Linked DNA regions of Homo sapiens: all the other regions are linked to region 2. The links are chromatin contacts, found by Hi-C or POLR2A ChIA-PET in ENCODE. All regions are on one chromosome and are shown on one strand. Each heading gives the region's core, a stretch centred on a gene start or an enhancer-like site at or near the end of the contact. The rest is flanking DNA. Distances are from core to core; before and after follow the strand shown.

Region 1 (3,655 bases), core at 662-3,161, 120 kb after region 2:
AAAAGGCAAGAAAAGATCGAACAGAATGATCCCAAAGATCCCTTCCCATGCTGACATTCTGATTCCCTCATTCATTCATTCTAATATTAACCAATGCCAGCACTAGGTTCTGGGCATCCCCTGCTGAGCCATTCTAAACCTGCTGGGCACAGCCAAGACCTGTGAGTGTGGCCTCAGGCCTAGTGAGGGCTCATTGTTTCCACAGCCACTGCATGGTCCAGAGTGAGGAAGGAAAGCCCCATCTGCCCCATGAAGCCCACCCTGCCAGGGCCCACCTGCCAGGGGAGGCATTTTCCTGATCCCAGTTCTAGGTTTCATCCTAGAAGAGCCCTCAGTATCTAAAGCCTTTCCTACTTTCAATTTTTAAAAAAGTTGGGAAGTGTAAGACCACCTGCCATCTTCCTAATCAAAACTCATCTTCTGGCTCTTATTCTCCATGGCTTTTACACAACATGTTTTATTCATTTCAAAGTATTTAATTATAATGTTGAGGCCAGGTGTGGTGGCTCATGTCTGTAATCCCAGCACTTTGGGAGGCCAAGGCAGGAAGATCGCTTGAGGCCAGGTGTTCAAGACCAGCCTAGGCAACATAGTGAGACCCTGTCTCAAGAAAAAAAAAAAAGAAAAAAGAAAAATCAAGAAGAAAAAAGAAAGAGTGAGAAAGAAAGAAAGAGGCCAGACGCGGTGGCTCACGCCTGTAACACCAACACTTTGGGAGGCCAAGGCAGGCGGATCGCGAGGTCTGGAGTTCAAGACAAGCCTGGCCAACATAGTGAAACCCCGTCTCTACTAAAATACAAAAAATTAGCCCGGCATGGTGGCGGGCATCTGTAATCCCAGCTGCTTGGAAGGCTGAGGCAGGAGAATTGCTTGAACCCGGGATGCGGAAAGAAAAGAAAAAAAAAGAAAGAAAAGGAAGGAGGGAAAGAAGGAAGGAAGGAAGGAAGGAAAGAAGGAAGGAAAGAAGGAAGGAAGGAAGGAAGGAAGGAAGGAAGGAAGGAAGGAAGGAAGGAAGGAAGGAAGACAAAATATAACATTGAATACACGTTGTTTTTCAAACTGCACATACAACCCACATTTTGACTCAGGCCTCTGGGGCGAGGGGGTACACACACACACACACATCCCAGTCACTGTCCTAGGCTCTCCAGCCATGAGATTTTCCGGCCCAGCCCCAACCCCGACCTAAGTAACCGGCTATCGGCCACCCATTGGCTGAAGTCCCTGAGCACCTGTTGGGAGGAAGGCTGCTGCGTGCAGCCGGAAAGTCCTGCGTCCCTCCGCTCTTACCGCGGCAGGAACCACAGCCTCCCCGAACCTCAGGGTTTGTATGGATTTCGCCCAGGGGAAAGCGCTCCAACGCGCGGTGCAAACGGAAGCCACTGGCTGGTTGGGCGGCTGTGATGGGAGAGCTGCATCCTTCCAACGCGTCCAGCTTTTCATGCTGATGTTGGTGAGAAGGGGGTGGATAGCGGGGATTCTCAGGATTAGGGCCTAGGGCCATTAAAGGCTGGGAGGTGGGGGCGTAAACCTGTGGCCACCCTGACCCCTGTCCTCGGGGGGCCTCACCACCAGGCCGAGGAGACCCAGGCCTGGTCACCTGCTCCAAGCCCAGGCCCGGCGCTCGAATGCGGGCCCCAGCGGCCCTCCCTTCCCGGCCCTTCTCTCCCCTACTTTCTCCTCACCTCCCAGCTGCGCGGAGAACACGCCCCCTCCCCGTGTTCCCACCAATCAGCGTCCGGAGCGGCGCCCGAGGCGCCGGGGGGCTCTGGTCTGCAGCCAATGAGCGCCACGGCTCGAGGCGGCGCCTCGCCCGCCCCCTCCCGGAATGAAGGCCGCCCGACAGCTGGCGAGGCTGGCGCAGCGCGCGGGGCGCGGGAGCCGCGCGGGCTGGAGCGGAGCGCGCACACAGCCAGCCCGCCTCCGCTCCGCCTCCGTCCGGGGCGCGGGCGAGGTGGCCGGGGCGGGGGAACGCAGGGGGCAGGGCCGCGGCGGCGAGGCCGGGGGGCGGGGAGGAGTGGGCCCGATAAAAGGCGGCGCGGCGGCCCCACCCCGCGGCAGGCCGGCGGGCAGGCTCGGCGTGTCCCTTCCGTCCGGCCCGCGCCGGCGGCGGGGAGGCGGCGCGCGGCCCGCAGCCCGCCCATGGAGGCTTTCCCCTGGGCGCCCCGCTCGCCCCGCCGCGGCCGCGCCCCCCCGCCCATGGCGCTCGTGCCCAGCGCCCGCTACGTGAGCGCCCCGGGCCCGGCGCACCCGCAGCCCTTCAGCTCCTGGAACGACTACCTGGGGCTCGCCACGCTCATCACCAAAGCGGTGGACGGCGAGCCGCGCTTCGGCTGCGCCCGCGGTGGGAACGGCGGCGGCGGCTCCCCGCCCTCCTCCTCCTCGTCGTCCTGCTGCTCCCCCCACACGGGGGCCGGGCCTGGGGCGCTGGGGCCGGCGCTGGGGCCGCCCGACTACGACGAGGACGACGACGACGACAGCGACGAGCCGGGGTCCCGGGGCCGCTACCTGGGGAGCGCGCTGGAATTGCGCGCGCTGGAGCTGTGCGCGGGCCCCGCCGAGGCCGGGCTGCTGGAGGAGCGCTTCGCCGAGCTGAGCCCGTTCGCGGGTCGTGCCGCCGCCGTGCTGCTGGGCTGCGCGCCCGCCGCCGCCGCCGCCGCCACCACCACCAGCGAGGCGACGCCGCGCGAGGAGCGGGCCCCGGCGTGGGCGGCCGAGCCCCGGCTGCACGCGGCCTCCGGGGCGGCGGCCGCCCGGCTGCTGAAGCCCGAGCTGCAGGTGTGCGTGTTCTGCCGGAACAACAAGGAGGCGATGGCGCTCTACACCACCCATATCCTCAAGGGCCCCGACGGGCGAGTGCTGTGTCCCGTGCTGCGCCGCTACACGTGTCCCCTGTGCGGCGCCAGCGGCGACAACGCGCACACCATCAAGTACTGCCCGCTCTCCAAAGTGCCGCCGCCGCCCGCCCGCCCGCCGCCCCGCAGCGCCAGGGACGGCCCGCCTGGCAAGAAGCTGCGCTGAAGGCCCGGGCTCCCGGCCGCCCAGGGTCGCCGCCGCCCCTCGCACCGCTAGGTCTGCGCACCATCTCGCCCCCGCCGTGGGGAGGCGTGCGGCTCAGCGGTCGGCTCGACATGGGACGTCGTCCTGGTGGTTTTTGAAAAGCAGCCGACCGTGTGGAGTACTTCCGTGCTGAACGATTGGGACTAGACGCTGAAATCCCCATTTGTCTTCAGTTTCTAGTTTGCACATCCAGAACGGCGAAGGCTGGGTGTGTATTCCACTAACTGAAATATGGCAACTTAGAGGCGCTGTTTATTTACTGTATACGTCGACCTATTTTAGATGCGCATCAGTATGAAATTGTCTCAATCTTGGATGTTTCATTTTATGAATGGAGGCACTTTACTAGGTCTAGAATATTTTTTTAAAAGCCTCTGAACTGAGCTTAAAACTGGCGATTTTATGAAATGTCGGCAAAATGACTATTTTATTGTTTGAAGCGAGTTAATATTCTCAGTTGTCTTTAAAAATCAGTTACTCTAATTCCAGGTGAAGCAAGCCGCTGGTAGCATCACCCTTATGAGAAGTGAAGGTTTTGTAAACTTTCCAGTATTAATTTGGGCGGGTATTCCCCGCTTGTGGCTTGTTTCTGTCC
Region 2 (3,700 bases), core at 1,156-3,655:
GACTCCTGGGTCATACCAGGCAACTGCTATACAGAGGGACTGCAGCATCCGCCACCTCCAAGGAGCCAGGCCAGGCAGTGGGGTGAGGGGCACTGACAACTGCAGGCCAACGAGCTCTGCGTTGGGTGAGTGGCTGCCAGCCATCCTGCTCCTCTCACTAAGCCTAGAGATACCCCAGATCCTCCCGGAGGGACACGTTGCCTCTCCCCACTCTGGGTTTACAGAGCTCCGTCCCCTCTTGGGTGAGATTCCCACAAAATTCTTGGATCATATTTGTTTATCCAGAAGTATCTTCCTGGAATTTTTGAAGAACTCACGGATGAAACTACCCAAAGACCATTTCTATATCTTGGACAGAACTGCAGCTGAAAACACTGTCCATAAACCACTGTGTTCTCCTGTCTTTAAAAAAATAATAATAATAACTCTACCTCCTCATCCCACCTCTCTCTACAACCTCCTCTCTTTCTTTATTCTTCCTTTCACACCCAAACTTCTTTTAATGAACTGTCCCCACTCCTCTCTCTCCTCACCTTCCCTCTCATGCTTAAATCCACTAGCTCTGGCTTCAGTACCACCACTACCATTGCCACCACCTCCCACTGAAATTGTTCCTGCAAGAGTCATCGGTGACTTCCTTGTTGCTAAATGCCAAAGATGTTTTTCAGTCCTTATCTTTGCTGACCTTTTAGTGGCACTTGGCCTAGCTGGCCTTCTTGAAATCCCAATGGCCAGTTTCGACAGCTGGCTTCCGTGGGCCTTCATAACACTACACTTGTTTGTGTATCCATCTGCCTTTGATGATTATTTTTCCTCCGCCAGGCCATGAGATGTTCAAGTTCTCAGGGTCCAGTCTGAGTCCTCTTTCCATTCCGTCTCTCTCTGGGGCTTTCAGGCAGCCTCCTGACTTTGCCTATATTCTATAGACTGATGACTCCAAAACTTGATCTCAGTTGCCGGCTGCCTCCTGGCAGCAGAACCATGTGCTGCCAGACATTTCTTCTGGGGTATTCTTTAGGATCTCAAGAACAACCTTTCTATGCCGAACTCTTTATTTTCCCCCAATAAAGCCTGCCCCTCCTCGTGGGTTCCCCATCTAATGAAAGCCCATCAACCACCCTGAGTCACCCAAGCATGGAGCCTGGGAGTGACTCTAGACTCATGCCTCCTTTACCCCCACATCCCATCAATTCTAGAGGCTGAAGACACACACTCTGTTTTTTCTCTCTCTCTCTTTTCCCCCAATCTGCCCACTTTTCTCCAAGCAGAGGCTCACTCTAGTCTATGTCACCATCATTCCTCACCCAGGTTCCTGGGTCTCACTGCTTATAGTTTTGGTCTCCCCTCCAGTTCAAGCTAAAGTCATCTTTCCAAAGCCCAGTTGATCAAATCCAGCCCTTCAAGGACTCCCATTGTCTTCAGGCCAAAGTGTAACTCCTCTTCAGAGGCTCCCACTTCTCTCTCCAGCCTTCTCCCTCCCCACTCACCCCTGGCCCTCTGCACAGAGGCCATGGCTGATGTGACATCCTCTGTCCCTGAACAGTCTTCACCCCTCACCTTCCACCTAATTTCTTTTTTTGTTTTTGAAATGGGGTCTTGCTCTGTCACCCAGGGTGGAGTGCAGTGGCATGATCTCAGCTTACTGCAACCCCCACTTCCTGGGTTCAAATGATTCTCCCACCTCAGCCTCCCGAGTAGCTGGGATTACAGGTGTCCACCACCATGCCCGGCTAATGTTTTGTATTTTTAGTAGAGATGGGCTTTCACCATGTTGGCCAGGCTGGTCTCGAACTCCTGGTCTCAAGTGATCTGCCCATGTCAGCCTCCTAAAGTGCTGGGATTACAGGCGTGAGCCACCGCACCCAGCTGACCTCTACCTAATTTCTATGAGTGCTTCAAATCTTGGCTGAGTGTCACTTTCCCTAGGAAAGTATCTCCCCCCTCAACTGCCCCCAGTTCTGGATTAGATGTCCTTCCAATTACCCACAAAATAACTTGTTTTCCCCTTAAACCACTACTTATTAAATTATCTCAACATTTTTGGAAGCCTCCCTGATATGTGGAAAACCAACAGACAGCAAGAGAAACCAGACCCCTGTCTACACAGGGCATAGAGTCAAGCAGGAAACACAGACATTATAACAACAAAGATCAAAGAGGGGGCAGGAGGAGGGAGAGGTAGGAATGGGAGGAGAAATGTAAAAGAAAAAGACAGAAACAGCAAAGAGCACAAATGCTTCCACTCACAAGGCATCAGCTGATGAGACCAACATCTTGTATACTTCCTCTGTTTGCGGAATGAATGAATTTACGTTACCCAATATTCTTTAGATAAGGCCCTAGGTGATAAATTCCTTCTACAACTTTGTGCCAGAAGGGGAAAGTTTGCCCTCACTGAACACTTGTTTCTTTCAATTAAACAAAGAGACTAAGAAACCTGTCATATTGCTCTTTTTGTCTTGTCTGCCAAAAAGTTCAGGGCCAAATTTAGACCTCAGTCACAAGGAAGTATGTAATTTCTGGCTTCTGTCACCATCTCTCCTTATCCAGCTAGTTTCTCTTTCATCTTTTTTTTTTTTTTTTTTTTTTTTTTTTGAGTGGGGTTCTTCCTCTGTCTCCCAGGCTGGATTGCAATGGTGCAATCATGGCTCACTACAGCTTCGTATTCCTAGACTCAAGGGATCCTTCCACCCCAGCCTCCCAAGTTGTTGGGACTACAGGTACATGCCACCACGCCCAGCTAATTTTTTATTTTATTTTATTTTATTTTTTAGAGACAGAGTCTCACTATGTTGGCCAGGCTGGGCTTGAACTCCTGGCCTCAAGCTATCCTCCTGCCTCGGCCTCCCAAAACACTAGGATGATAGGAGTAAGCCACTGTGCCTGGTCTCTTTTATCTTTAATTTGTGTACCCCTGTATACCTGTATACACCCCTGTATACACAAATGTGTTTTTACCTTGACCCCTACTTGCCAATCCCTCATGGAAGCAGGTGGAACAGAGGCTCAACATGCAGTGACCCGTTCCAGACTGGCCCCAGCAGGAGATGGCACCCTTGTCCCAGCCCAGTGTTTCCAGAGCGGCACCCACTCTGCAGTCTGAGGCCTCCTCCTGCCCCCACCCCTAGCCAGCCACAGAGTTCAAGGACATGAGCAGCCCTGGCTGTACCTCCCTCCTCCGGGGGGTTGATGTGCTATTTAAAGAGGCCAGACCTCCAGAGCCTTAACAAAAAGCAGAATGAGAGAAGGAAACGTCATATAAGGGATAGGCTGGGGGCAGGGCTAAGCCTAGGTCAGGGCAGGGAGCTTCTAGGTGAGACTCACCATCAAGCTGTGGTCTCTCCTCTTCCCTTCATCACTGCTTGGTCCAAGCAGAGGGGGCTGAAAGAGCTGATGCCCAAGAGATGTCAGGAATGCCTTCTGATGCGTCTAAGACTAGGGACCTAGTCTGACCCTCAGACCAACAGTTTTACACAGAGTGTATTAGGCAGTTTTCGCACTGCTATAAAGAAATACCTGAGACTGGGTAATTTATAAAGGAAAGAGGTTTAACTGGCTCGCGGTTCTGCTGGCTGTACAGGAACCATGGCCTCAGCATCTGCTGGGCTTCTGGGGAGGCTTCGGGAAGCTGACAACGATGGCAGAAGGTGAAGGAGGAGCAGGCAGTTCACGTGGCGAAAGCAGGAGCAAGAGAAAGAGT
Region 3 (3,522 bases), core at 961-3,460, 94 kb after region 2:
AAGAAGCTGGGACTACAGGCATGCACCACCGATGCCTGGCTACCCACTGTTTTTATTATTTACCTAGTGGTGCTGAGAAAGGAGAGATACCACCTAAGTGAATGTAACCACATCATAGACACCCAAAACACCAACTAGTGTGCTCGTCATTTTCTTTTCTTTTTTTTTTCTTTTTTTTTTTTTTTAACAGAGTCTTACTCTGTCACCCAGGCTGGATTGCAGTGGCACAATCTTGGCTCACTGCAACCTCTGCCTCCCAGGCTCAAGCAATTCTCATGTCTCAGCCTCCCAAGTAGCTGGGACTACAGGCGTATGCCACCATGCCTGGCTAATTTTTGTATTTTTAGTAGAGACGGGGTTTCGCCATGTTGGCCAGGCTGGTCTCAAACTCCTGGTCTCAGGTGATCCGCCCACCTTGGCCTCCCAAAGTGCTAGGATTATAGGCATGAGCCACCGCGCCCAGTCAGGTGTGCTAATCATTTTCTAAACTAAATGTATTAGGCACTTCCTGCCTTTTTAAACAGAGTAAATGAAATTTAACATGTTCCCAATAACTCAGAATTGACATTACCAAATTACTACACTCTGCCATCCCACAGTACTATCCGTAGAAGTAGCCGAGTGTATGTCTAACACCACCTCCTCTATCACCACCAACTCAATGGCCTGAGCTGACCATGAGTCATCAAAGAAAATGTTACAAATGTATGTAAAGATTTAATGGGTTCCTAGAAAGGAGCTGACTCTCCTGTATAGCAAAACTACTCAGTAGAACACGGAGAGAGTTACCCAAAGCCTTTTACTCACGCCCAACTTCTCAGCCTCTTCCTAGATGGCTGGGCTTCTGAGGGTCAGATTCGTAGAAAGGGGACCATTATTCTGTTCATCCAACATGACTTTCAACACAGAGAGTGCTTCAAGGTGCTTTGTCTTTTAGATACATGCATAACTACTATCACTGAAATATTAGGTTGGTGCACAAGTAATTGCGGTTTTTGCCAAGAAAAGTAATGGCAAAAACCGCAATTACTTTTGCACCAGTGTAATAATTAGCATCTTCCGCTAATCTTTTTCTAGAAATTTGAGAGAGACTTCAGCTGAGTTAAATTCATGTCTCTGACACTGGGTTTCTCTTTCCAGCCTGTAAAGACCACTTTGAGGATGATGAGACACATCCTGAGCAGAGCCAGCTAGGCGTGGCCCCTTGAAAACAGCCCTTGTTTCCCGATCACATGATCTCAGCTCCTTCTCCAGTGGCACTCATCACATTATTCTGCAGTCACTGAGCTTCTGTCACCCAACAGATATTTGCAAAGTCCCATGATGTACCAGGCACCAGGAGAGCACTGAGGGTCCCTCTTTCCAGAAGCCCCCATCAGTGAAGGGAACAGACAGGTGGCAGCGGTCTGTCCTGCCTTGTGGCCAGGAGGTAGCAAGTACAAAGTCCCTGGGGTCTTGGAGGACAAAGTGACCAGCTCTGCTGCATGGGAAAGGAGGAAGCTTTCCTGAAAAGGGGACACTTGAGCTGAGCCTCGAAGGCCAAAAAGGAGGAAGGGTGCCTGTAATCCCAGCTACTCAGGAACCTGAGGCATGAGAATCACTTGAACCTGGGAGGCGAGGTTGCAGTGAGCTGAGATCGCACCACTGCACTCCAGCCTGGGCAACAGAGTGGGACTCTGTCTCAAAAAAAAGAAGGGAAGGGTATTCCTGGCAGAGGAAGAGGCTTGTGCAAAGGCACAGAGGTGTGAATGTTTGCAGCTTCCGTGGAGCTGAGGCAGAGGCTGAGTCCAGACTGCAAATGTCCCATCAGTGTCCATGCATCACCTTAGAGACAGTCTGGGCAGAATTGGGAAAGGACCCAAGAATCTCCCTCCAGTCCCTTACCTCTTGGCTGGAGCTCATCCCAGGAGACCTGCAGCCCTGCTTTACAATCCAGGAATTGAAGGTTCCACAAAAGCCCGCGAGACAGGTCCCCCCAAGCCCAGGCACATCTTAAAGAGCTTGTGATCGTTTGCTGGAGACTGCACCTGCAGATGACCAACTGGACCACAGAGCGGCAGATCCCCTGGCCTAACAGGCTAAAAATAGTCCCAGTGTAGATTTCCAGACAAGACTGACGCACTCAAACCAAAAAGACTCACAGATTTGCACAGCTGATGAAAACTAAAATATCAACAGGCTCCTCCAGCCTGCAGAGCACCTTACTCAACCAGACAGAGATTTAGCAAGAGATTCGTTTTCTGAGCTCCTGCCAGATCCCGGGAGGAGAGGCCAGAGAGTTTGTTATCATCTCTTAAGTAAACCATGATTCATCCTCATAGCAGAAAAAAGAATGAGGTGGCAGTATATATACTGACTTGGAAAGACTCTAGGACATAGTAAATGATAAAAGCAAACTGCAGAATGTATGGAATCACAGATATACTAAATTAAAAAGTGTGTGTGTGTGTGCGTGTGTATGCATGTGCGTGTGTTCATGTATAAATGCATGGCAAAAAGCCTGGAATTCCTCACAACCACGCCATGCAGTAGTATTGTTATCCATTTAAGCTTTTGTGAGGTTAAGTAACTTGAACATATGGCATAGTAAATATGGCTATTATATCCAGACCATATGGAACTGGATTATGATAACAATCGCTGAGATTTATATAGCAAACTTTTTTTTTAAGAACTGAAGAATACTCACTAAACCCATTCATTTTACTGTGTGCCTGGCACTACTCTTGCCTCTGGAGATAAAGTGATGAAAAAGTACAAGTGAAGTCTCTGCCTTCGTGACACTAACACTCCAGGGTCACCTCCGGGGAGGTAATGATAGAGAGTGGGAGTCAAGGAGATAAAGGAAAATATTATCCTTGTCTATAATGTTTGAATTATTATTATTATTTTTTTTTTTTTTTGAGACAGAGTCTCGCTCTCTCTCCCCGTCTGGAGTGCAGTGGCGCGATCTCGGCTCACTGCAAGCTCCGCCTCCCGGGTTGACACCATTCTCCTTCCTCAGCCTCCGAGTAGCTGGGACTACAGGCACCTGCCACTGCGCCCAGCTAATTTTTTGTATTTTTAGTAGAGACGGGGTTTCACCATGTTAGCCAGGATGGTCTCAATCTCCTGACCTCGTGATCCACCCGCCTCAGCCTCCCAAAATGCTGGGATTACAGGCGTGAGCCACCATGCCCGGCCTGAATTTTTTATAATAGGAATTAATCCACTATTTGAATAATTAAAATTTATTTTTAGTGTTCTCAATGAAAAGGCACCCTTTGCCTTTGAGGACATTTTTTTCTTTTCTTTTCTTTTCTTTTTTCTTTTTTAGAGAGACAAGGTCTCATTATGTTGCCCAGGATGGCCTCAAACTCTGAGGCTCAAGTGATCCTCCTGCCTCAGCCTCCAAGTAGCTAGGACTACAGGCACGTACCACCACACCTGGCTGCCTTTGGCGGTATTCACTCTTCAAGCCTACCACCCAACTACTAAGAGTTGATTTTTAATAACTTTAATTTTGGGGTTGTTTTTATCTTT

The links. A loop is a pair of places that touch in the nucleus more often than their neighbours do. ChIA-PET counts read pairs that join two places held with the same protein, here RNA polymerase II (POLR2A). Pooled maps may share reads with other maps.
Region 1: a map of heart left ventricle shows a loop between it and region 2 (2.5-fold over the local background). The contact joins the promoter of LINC03036 here to the enhancer-like site in region 2. A Hi-C loop is called at or near these places in 5 of 168 maps with a recorded cell type or tissue (Calu3, PC-9, Right ventricle myocardium inferior and 2 more) and 8 of 50 pooled maps. POLR2A ChIA-PET finds 5 or more read pairs at or near these places in 3 of 52 experiments (A673, GM10248 and HCT116).
Region 3: a map of PC-9 shows a loop between it and region 2 (6-fold over the local background). The contact joins two enhancer-like sites. A Hi-C loop is called at or near these places in 1 of 168 maps with a recorded cell type or tissue (PC-9) and 1 of 50 pooled maps. POLR2A ChIA-PET finds 5 or more read pairs at or near these places in 2 of 52 experiments (BJ and GM10248).

What each region holds. Positions count from the first base shown.
Region 1 is chr10:119,027,660-119,031,314 of GRCh38, forward strand. LINC03036 (long intergenic non-protein coding RNA 3036) reads right to left here and starts at 1,912. Exons shown (of 4, transcript NR_186540.1): 1 at 1,686-1,912. It overlaps NANOS1 (nanos C2HC-type zinc finger 1), which reads left to right and starts at 2,055. Exons shown (of 1, transcript NM_199461.4): 1 at 2,055-3,655. The coding sequence starts at 2,143. The coding sequence ends at 3,021. RefSeq lists an enhancer at 1,332-1,832 and silencers at 1,657-2,126, 2,247-2,456, 2,827-3,126.
Region 2 is chr10:118,910,856-118,914,555 of GRCh38, forward strand. The region is part of intron 2 of LINC03036 (long intergenic non-protein coding RNA 3036); the gene reads right to left. Among named protein-coding and RNA genes, the nearest start is that of LINC03036, 120 kb to the right of the region's middle. Within about 2 kb of position 2,406, at least 4 of the 41 ENCODE cell types and tissues checked have a DNase peak (open chromatin) inside an H3K27ac peak, as active enhancers do; they include PC-9 and heart left ventricle, where a contact is called at or near this core.
Region 3 is chr10:119,004,826-119,008,347 of GRCh38, forward strand. The region is part of intron 2 of LINC03036 (long intergenic non-protein coding RNA 3036); the gene reads right to left. Among named protein-coding and RNA genes, the nearest start is that of LINC03036, 23 kb to the right of the region's middle. Within about 2 kb of position 2,211, at least 7 of the 41 ENCODE cell types and tissues checked have a DNase peak (open chromatin) inside an H3K27ac peak, as active enhancers do.